Linked DNA regions of Homo sapiens: all the other regions are linked to region 1. A link is a contact called in ENCODE Hi-C or POLR2A ChIA-PET data. All regions are on one chromosome and are shown on one strand. The core of a region is the stretch at or near the end of the contact, and the rest is flanking DNA. Distances in the headings are between cores, read along the strand shown. Region 1 has its middle 530 kb from the start of LINC01966. Region 2 has its middle 810 kb from the start of LINC01966. Region 3 has its middle 870 kb from the start of LINC01966.

Region 1 (3,165 bases), core at 216-2,715:
TTAAAAAAACATTCTTCAGAAAGAGAAAATGTATTTGTGAAATCCATTTAGTAAAGTTGAGTGTTTTGAAGGATGTTGCTGTCATCACTATGGGCCATTTGCTAATTCCCAAGAATGTGTATATAGCAAAATGTCTCTGCCTGAGGCAGTCCCTCCTAATGTTGGAGCCAAATCAGTGGAATGGATTGGATACACATAAATGTTTTGTCACCTTTCTAGTACCGGAGAGCTTAAATTGCTGAATCTTTCATTCCCTTTCGTGGCTGAGAAATGTGTGTTCTTTATTATGAAGGGTTTAGGGATTGCATACTGTGTAATAGCTCAGATGAGTGAAAACAAATTTAAATATCAGCAATGCACTGACTTATACTTTACATGTTGCAAATACTCTTAGAAACAGTATGGGGCCTTATTAAGTTTGAACCTCAGGTCTTTCAACTTCCCTGAGAAAAGAGAACAAATGGTAACTGCATGAGAAAATAAGTAACTAACGTTTGTGATTTCCCACTTCAGCTCAAGCCCAGATATTTTTGTCAGTTGTTAATTACAGTCATATTTCTCTAAAGCATTTTCTTTTTTAAGGATTAAAAAAAGGAGAGAAGAATTTCAAGAAGAAAGGCTACACCATGCGATACAGGTTCACATTTCTCTGAGTGGAGAGGAACGCATTGGGGTGAAGGTGATAGGCAGGGCCACTTGCTGGAGAACGGGGAGCTAGCACTTAGATAGAGTTGATAGAAGTGGAAATCAGACTGGGATAAAGTCAAGAGGTAGGGCTAGATCAAGATTCAAAGCAGAAAATGGCAAGAACTCTGGCTTGACAGTAGGGATGTCACAGGGGAGAGATGAGATGAAAACATGGTGGGATGCAGTTATGTTCATTAGGCCAAGAAAACGTGTTCAATATCAAATTCAGTGCTCTTCTCTTTTTCCAGATACTTGTATACGATTGTTTATTAATTCCCTGTGTCTCTAATATTGTGGATCTTCTTCCTGTAACTCATACAACTAGCAGATTTCTGGCTTAAAGACAGAAAGGAAGGGTAGCATTTTTACATGAGGAGGGATTAAGGCAGAGAGAAGTAAATTAATTGAAGTTCCTATAATTAAATTACTAATGGTATCTGCATTAGGGTCACATTTCCTACCCCTTCATCCTGTATTATTTCTAGAATCTTTACACTGGAATTGACCACAGAGCATTGCACTGGATTTGACCACAGAGGTCATTTAGTCCAGAATTTTATCATTTGGTCCACCTTTCCTTGGAGATTAAACTAATGAGCTGGCATTGCACCCACCCACCTTGGCTTTATCCTGATAATTCCTCTCAGGGTGAGTGGTAGTTCCCATGGAGAACACTAAGCAGGTGGTTTTGTTGCACAGTGAGCCCTGGGCTTCCCTGAAATGCCCTGAAGTGTCAGTTACTGTTTTGATTGCTTTTTCATTTTTCTATCCAGACACTTGTTGACAGGAAACTCTGTGGCCACCATTCATTGCATTTAAGAAATCAAACAACCACAAACTGTCACTGTCACTTTCATTTCCTGTCATCATTCATTTTCTTGAGCTGCTGCTAGTTTATCAGTGTAGCTGGATGTCCCGTGCTCCTGGGCATTGGGGAGGAAAGACTGTAGGTATGTGCAGGTGCTGAAAAAAGATGTGAGAGGAACGCAATAAACACTTGCAGCCTCGCTCCTGGCTTTCCGTTTATGTCATTCACCTGTGGGTTTAGAAACGTTTTCTGTTTCTAGGATCAAATGGAAATCCCAGCCTTATTGCTGTAGGATTTTCTTAATCCTTCCACAGTAGTTAAAGACTCTCCCTAGCTTCACTTTGTTTGTTGTAGCTTGTGTAGGAGTGATGCAAGGCAGGCTTAACTGCTTCCATCAGCAGCTCCAGGAGGAAGTTTTGTGATGGTAAGAATTGGATTTTGTTGTCCTTCACAAGGACCTTTCTCCCAGCTGTTTCTATATAAATGTACGTCTCTATAGCTCAGAGAACTATCAGGAAACAGGTGTTTTTCCATTAATAGCCAAGATGCATCAAAGGAAGGAGAAGGTACAGCAGTATGTGAAAATCAGGTGGTCCACGGTTGAATACTTTGTACACAATAACTAATCACTCAAAGCTTATATCTATTTATAATAAAGTCTATAATTACAAGCCAGGTGGCTGTGGTTAGGAGATTGTGGGGTTTTTGAACAGGTTACTTGACTCGCCATTACAGCTTTAGAGGAGATATGTCCACCTGGGTAGTGGGTGATGTGGCACGTGTTTGCCTATAAACAGCACACATGTGCTCTGCCTTAGCTTCTTTTCAGCTGTCTTCCGAGTCTGTGTGCATCAAAGTTGTATTCTACAAATCTCCTTGCTTACTGGCAAATATAATAGCCAGAAAATTTTACAAAAGTTCTATGGGCTTTGAGTTCAGAAGTTTTGCTATACTTTTTCCTGAAGAATATTATGTACAACTGATATAAATTGGAGTTTGCTGATGCAGTATTTTGAAGTCTAAGATGTCATCTGGCCAGTTGACTCTAACTATGGAGTCTTCATTTTTTCCTTACCATGTGCTTCAGAATTCATAAGAGATGATTTGAATAGTGATATAATGACCATGACATATTGTAAAAGTGAAGTTATGAGTAATTTGTTAATTATTTATTGAGTATCTCTTATAACCAGTGACACTTTTAAGGGCTGTGGGGTATATAAATAAGTGTAGGAGATGGTTCCTCTACTGAAAGAACTCTTTTCTCAACTGGGAAGATATGATTCAAAGAGAAAACGTTGCCGCTACTACGTATTCTATCACTTGCTCAGACAATATGTGCTAAAGGTAGTAAGATATGTGGGATTATTATGCAAGGAGATTGTATTTAAAGCTTCATGAAGAAGGTGAGATTAGAAAGATGAAATTAACAGGTAAAAAGAACAATAAAGGGCATTTGGGTGTGGTGATTGTCTTAGTTTTTTATGGCTGCATAACAAATTATCACAAACTTTGCTGATTAAGATAACACATATTTATTCCTTCTCATTTCTGTAGGTCTGGAGTCTGGCTTCACTGGGACCTCTCCTCCATGCCTCCCAAGGCTGCAAACAAAGTGTCATTTAGGCAGCATTACTCTTTGTAACTCAGGATTCTCTTCCAAACTCACA
Region 2 (3,084 bases), core at 159-2,658, 280 kb after region 1:
ATAGCTAACCCATACAAACCAACTTTTTCAGGGTCTAGAACTGCTTTTTCCTGTCCATCCTCACCACTAGAGGAAAGGACGTGTGTAAGTGGCATTTCAATATTAACTTTGAGATGTTATAGGTTATTGAGAACCAAATATCCTACTTGACCATTAAAGCACCTATTCAGCTATTAATTAAAACTTTAAATATCAATGGGCCAAGGTATTGAGGAAGTCTAACAATCAATTTGTATCTATCACCATTACTTTTCTGGCATTTATTCATTCCTCCTGTGGACTACATAGTATCAAAATTTAATCATATAAACTACTAAAAGGTGAAAAGAATTGTGTAAATTGAATTACTCAGAATAATTTCCCATCCTTGTGACTTCACCTTATTTAGTAAATATATTACAAGTATAAAGATATAGCTGTATCTATATTTGATTTTAAGGTTTCAAAATATTTAATTTTTAAATTTGTACAAATTTTCTGATACTTTTTAAATGTACATGCAAAAACAAAACCACCAAAGTAAAAAATTGTCATTAAGATCCTGTCTGGGCTATTAGTTCAGAGCTGTTTGGATGATGCCAGACCCAAATATGTATCATTAAATAAGTAAACCTAATTCAAACCTGATTCAAGGCATGCCCAACAAATAATGTTTTATCACCTCTAGAGATCTTATTTCTTGATATCTTTGATTTGCATGTAATGTAAATATCTATGGATGTTTAATGCAGCAAGACAGAAAGCCTCGAAATCTAGAAGGAAGAATAAATTATATAACTGATTAATACTCGTTGATTATTTAGTAAGTATTCTTAAGTTTTCAAGGAAATGTTGCTATTATTCACACACAGCAAAAACACAGATGGACGGTCTTTTGCAGCAACATTTATGTTCATATGAACTTTACTTTATAAAGCAAAGAGCTAAATATTTTATGAAAAGGGCAATAATCTGTTTATGGAAAGATGCAGGAGCATCTCTTTAGGAAAGTAGTTTGTTCTGAGTTCATAAGTTGACAATCTATTTGTAGCTATCATTTGAAATTCATACCATTTCCTTCTCACAGCCATTCACTACCACTCACCATGCAAGGTTCTATAAGTTCTCCCATTTGGATGCCCTTAAGAGAGCCTTGCAATGACAGATGGTTTGGTTAATTACAAAATTAAACTCTGTGCTATTGAGACATGATTTCAGTGAATAATATTTTCCAGACAGAGTTTAATAAGCAGCTTGCGGTTGAGTAGCCTTTAGCCCAAAAAAGGGAACCAGGTCTCTGTGACTACCTTCTACATTCAGAGAGCATGAGCTTAGAGGATGTTAACTTGACCACCCCAGGAACTCAGTTCCAGTAACCTTATCAGGGTCTACCAGAGTGACCCCACCCTAAGCATTGTGAAAGAAGGACTGTTGAAATAGCACCTGGCATTTCACGCTGAACTCCTGTAACACTTGCTGATTCACTGACCACAGTGAAGGGAAAGTACACTGGATATTCAGCCGGCCTTTATGGGTGAGCCCTGCTGGTAAACATGAACTCATCTGAGAAGTCACAGGTTTTAAAATTCACATGCAGCAACTTTGAATTTTTTTTTGAAATATGGTAAAACAAATCAATTTTTAAAATATGAAATTTAAATAGATTAAAACTAGAAATCTAAATATTTGTAAAAGGAATAACTTTTACAATCACAGATCCTTTCGTTGTCGTTGATGATGTATTTCCTCCTGGAAAGTAAGTAAAATAATTGACATCTGATATGACCAGACATCTGATTTTTGGTGAACAGATTTTCTCAAGGTGATTTGGGAAGACTATGCTTGACTATGTTTGACTAACTTGAATAGGTTTAAGGGAGGAAGTTTCTAGATCTGGCCACTAGTTCTGATATTTATTAGTTTTAGAAACAATATCTGATTTAAGTAGAACCAAACAAGACTAACTTGGATTTGTAATAAGTCAGAAAACTGATAATGCATGCAATGATCTCCAAGATTTTATTTTTACTTCTTATATATATACTTGGAAAATACTACTAAATTCAACAGATTTTTTTCCTCTAATAAATTGATCACTGCTTTTACTAAGTCAAAGGTATAAAAAATATCTGAAGCAACCAGATGATAAGTTAATTACCATCCAGAAAATATTTAAACAACTATGCTCCCATGAAAATTCTCCTGCTCAGTTTTCTTAGTTATATCTTCAATACTTTTTTTGAGATGTTAGTTACATGATGCTGTGATCTGTCTTTTCCATTTTTCTATCACTACAGAAAATTTACGATGATGTATAGCATATATTTAATAAAAAGTTTTAAAATAAAAAATGACTAGACAATTTAGAATACGAGTACCAAAATTTAAATCAATTCAGCAAATGTCTGCTTCTTATATAAAATATTGTTTAGCTGATAGAACTGGCAGATTACGTAGGTACTCTCTGAATGAAAGACGGCAACTCTATATTTTAACAATGATAGCACACACTGTGGTCTAATGACCTAGGGGCAGAGTTGTAACAAAATGAATGGTAAAATTTATTAGAAAAGCATAACAAAAGTAAAGAAGCCACAATTTTTCAATTATAATATTTCTATAAGTTACTAGAATATTTCTATAAGTGGGAAATAGGATGAGTAAAACAAATAAACATTTATTGTGCCCTTTTCACATGCATTACACATTATTGCTTTTCATCTTAATGAAACTGATAAGGACTTGGGAAACTTAGGATCAGAGAAATTGTTTAATTGTTGAGGGCAGACAGAAAGATACTAAGTCACAAATTTAGTAAAGACTTTCTTTATAACCCAGTATGTGCTTAATTTTTAAAATCAACCCTATTGAAGTATAATATGCCTTCAACAAAATGTACCTATTTTAAACTATTGAAAACGTGTGCACGTAGAACCACACCACAATCCATATAGAATCTTTCCAACATCCCCCAAAGTTTCTTTGTGTCCTAAACTAGACAACCCCTTTCTCCCAACTGACCCAGAAAACCACTAATTTGCTTTCTGTCACCATATGATTCTTGTTTCATTTAGACTTGAGCATATACGACATATAATTTTTAGT
Region 3 (3,292 bases), core at 649-3,148, 340 kb after region 1:
AAAGGCAAGACAATTTGGTAAGAATATTGTGATAGGGGCAACGGGTGGGCTTTGATATGGTTTTATTGCCTGCCTCATTTCAGTTTTTGGCTCACACACATTTGTCCACAAGCAGTGTCAGTTGGCTTTTTCCTTTCACAGCAGATTTTCTTACCTTGTAAGTAGAAACCTACGTTAACCCTCTGCCAGTAAAAATAAGAGAAGCATTTTCTAAGCATATTTCTAATCAGCCATTCCTCTCAATAAGTGGATCTGTAAGACTGCAAACATAAAACATTGTTTTCTAGTCACCCCGATTTCCTAAGTGTGTAAATCCCCACATCTCTTCCCCTTTACAGCGCGCTCTCACTTGCATGCTACTAGTTTGCATTCTAAAATGCCACCTGTTGAAAATAAAAGTCTCATGATATTTGCAAATTTTGGTTCATCCTGGTTTAGCTTTACACAGCAGTCTAATTTCACCGTGCTTAGCAATTACTTTTATTAGTTACTCCACCCAACAATCATATGATGTCAGAAACTTCATCTATTTCCCTGTCTTTATCTCTCCCTCTCATTCATTTCTTTCTCTTTTTTCTCACATATTAACACACATACACCCAGTTATTATCACTCAAATCATTTTAGCAGATCTCTACATGTGTCTCAAAATATTCCATATAACTCAAAATAGCAAGTACTTGAAAAGATAGTTATCATCCCTCTGAACAGGCAAGAGCAACTGAGACATAGAGATATTTCTCTGATTAGAGATTTGTTGTTTTAGAAATAAGTTACATAAAATGTCCTACTGCTTTTAGCTGTATCTGTTGCAACTTTGAGCAACTCAGTTTCTTCATTGGATAATATGAGGGCAGTGGATGAGGTCCACAGTGTCTCCCAGGGATATCGTTGTACAGTTCTATTTCCTCCAGGGCACATGTGAAATAAGTGAGGGATCTTTATGTAGACACAGCTTATCAGTCCCAAAACAGTGTCCCTCCTGTAGATCACACATTTTCTGATAATAACCTGAGGGGAAGAGGGGCAAGGTTGCCTGTTTCCTGACATCCTGCTTTGCATACCCAAGACACCTACTTTATTAAAAAGTTAACTTTGCTCCAAAAAAATTTTTCCCTAAGTTTTTCAAGATTGATTGTTTCCTGTTATTGTTGGAGGTTTGCTTTCTATGGTCATTTGGTAAATAAATAGCTTTATAGGGGAAAACAAATGGCCTTGTTTTGTTTTTCTACTCCAGGGTTTATGTGTTAAATTTCAGCTATGTCGTGTACTCACAGCTTAGTGCTTCAGACGGTTATGGGGAACTAGGAATTCTTAAAGGGGTAGGACAGGATGTCCTTTTCTATCGCTCAATGAGTCATGGAGGATGAATGCCGTTTCAGGGGTTCTGTAGTTGTGATTTCAGTCAAGTTCCAGTGGCTTTCAACCACTTCTCTAAATCTGAATGAAGAAGCAGCCACAGGGACTGTGTGAATTATGCTAAGATGCATTCCCGTTAAGTGCTGAAGTGGCCTTTGCAGTGAATCCTTAAACTTTACAATGCCAGCAACAGCCTATCCAGAGACAGGGCAGAACCCCGACATATACCCTCTTCCATGCCCACATAAGACATTTGCATTTATCTCCATTCTTATTGCATTGAGCATCTCTGTCTCCTGGTCAGCAACCTCTGTGTCTTTGGAAAGTCAGGCCTCACTCAGAGCATGCTCCCTTCTCAGGCATTGTGACAAGATTGTGTTTCGGTTCCAAAGGGTTAATCCCAAAGTGAATTCTTTGCATGTGTAATTCAATACTTCATAACTGCTGAAAATTGGAGTCCACATAATTTATTTTCTTTGGTCGGGCACATTTGCCTCATGCTTGGCCGGGGCTGACTTCAGAGAGACACACCTAAAACTCTCAAGTGTCCCAAGTGGCCCATGTCAGTTGTACAGAGAGATTGTGGTACTTGGACAGAGCCCAAGGATTAGGTGTTCCTGAGAAGGTTTTTTTGGCTCTACAAAGCCTTAGGATGTCATGGGAATAGGCTGCACTCCCTTTTCCCCCTTGAAGGCCACATATCAACGGGGTATCTAACCACTCAGAGACAGGCTCTACACAAAGGTATACATTAAAATAAATAGAACATGCAAGCAGAAAGAACTGAAAGAGAGGGAGGAATTGCTAAGTGGAGACAGGAAACAATTGCTTCATTGTTGAGGCAGTGATCTTAGAATTGCAGAGTACAGCCCCATCTACAGGACAGTTTGTAAAGTTGGAGCTTTTGGCTTAAAACACGAGACAGAACTTTACATGCAGTTTTTAATCCAGCTCACTTTGCATGGGCTTCACCTCACTGACAAAAATCCCACATTTTTACTTAAAAATAATTGTCCCTCTTTGATGAGAGGGATTCAGAGAGTGACAGAGAGATAAGAAGTGAGGAAGAACGCGGCTTAAGGGTGCTTTCATTTAGCTCCTTTTCTTATTTTGGCAGTAAATATTCTTGTCCTCGCAATACTCATTTAATCTCTTTCTTTGCTTTCCAACAACTTCCTCTCATTTGGTTTCCTCTCATTATTCCTTGATTTGGGAGGGGGCTTGTGTATTTTCACCATTCAAACAAAATAAAAAAGCTGTGCTTGTTTGAACACCATTTTTGTGCTGGCTGGCAAGCATGTGACTTTAAAGAAGGTTCAGGTTTTTAGGTTGAAAGGAGCTGAAAAACTTTAAAGTAATAATTAAAGCCAACTCTCTACGTGCACATTCCCTCCCCTCCCTTTATTTTAAAAACCTTGCCTGCCAACGCAGTGGCTGCTGTCTTAATGCTATTTCAACAGGAGACCTGGGTTTCAGGACAAGATCCAGGCCATAGGGGAGACTTGATGGCTCGGGGAATTAGTAATGGGATTTGGAGCCCTTCATTTCTAGGTCACTGGTTTGAATAGAGCCCAGGTCAGTAATGACTGAAAGTTGTTACCACCCGATGCCTGCTCTTCCTTAGCTGATCTGAGCTTGCCTGCCACTCCATCCCTGAGTGCCTGTGGCCCGTCTGCACTAATGGCATTCATTGACAAGTTGGCTAACTTAGGCCTTAAATGTGAGGCAGCCCAGTTTCTGCCATGTGCAAACACGGGGTCCACACTCTGCTGCAGCTGCTCTTCAGGGAATAATGCAGAGAGAGACAGAGTTACAAAGCTATTTTGCCTTTCTGATTACTCTGGGACCTAGCAAATCTATCTCCACTCACCTTAAGTCTCTGAGGCATTATATCTTCAGCCATTTAAAGGTAAGATCCAGGGAGAAGAAGGAA

The links. Hi-C counts contacts between places; a loop is a spot of excess contacts on that map. ChIA-PET counts read pairs that join two places held with the same protein, here RNA polymerase II (POLR2A). Pooled maps may share reads with other maps.
Region 2: a loop to region 1 is called in a pooled map, with 11 times the contacts of the local background. The contact joins two enhancer-like sites. A Hi-C loop is called at or near these places in 9 of 37 single-sample maps with no recorded cell type and 4 of 50 pooled maps. POLR2A ChIA-PET finds 5 or more read pairs at or near these places in 1 of 52 experiments (OCI-LY7).
Region 3: a map of B cell shows a loop between it and region 1 (4-fold over the local background). The contact joins two enhancer-like sites. A Hi-C loop is called at or near these places in 3 of 168 maps with a recorded cell type or tissue (B cell, GM12878 and OCI-LY7), 32 of 37 single-sample maps with no recorded cell type and 13 of 50 pooled maps.

What each region holds. Positions count from the first base shown.
Region 1 is chr2:145,410,171-145,413,335 of GRCh38, forward strand. No RefSeq gene overlaps it. Among named protein-coding and RNA genes, the nearest start is that of LINC01966, 530 kb to the left of the region's middle. RefSeq lists an enhancer at 2,070-2,229. Within about 2 kb of position 1,466, at least 3 of the 41 ENCODE cell types and tissues checked have a DNase peak (open chromatin) inside an H3K27ac peak, as active enhancers do; they include B cell, where a contact is called at or near this core.
Region 2 is chr2:145,691,928-145,695,011 of GRCh38, forward strand. No RefSeq gene overlaps it. Among named protein-coding and RNA genes, the nearest start is that of LINC01966, 810 kb to the left of the region's middle. Within about 2 kb of position 1,409, at least 4 of the 41 ENCODE cell types and tissues checked have a DNase peak (open chromatin) inside an H3K27ac peak, as active enhancers do.
Region 3 is chr2:145,750,438-145,753,729 of GRCh38, forward strand. No RefSeq gene overlaps it. Among named protein-coding and RNA genes, the nearest start is that of LINC01966, 870 kb to the left of the region's middle. RefSeq lists an enhancer at 1,598-1,647. Within about 2 kb of position 1,899, at least 12 of the 41 ENCODE cell types and tissues checked have a DNase peak (open chromatin) inside an H3K27ac peak, as active enhancers do; they include B cell, where a contact is called at or near this core.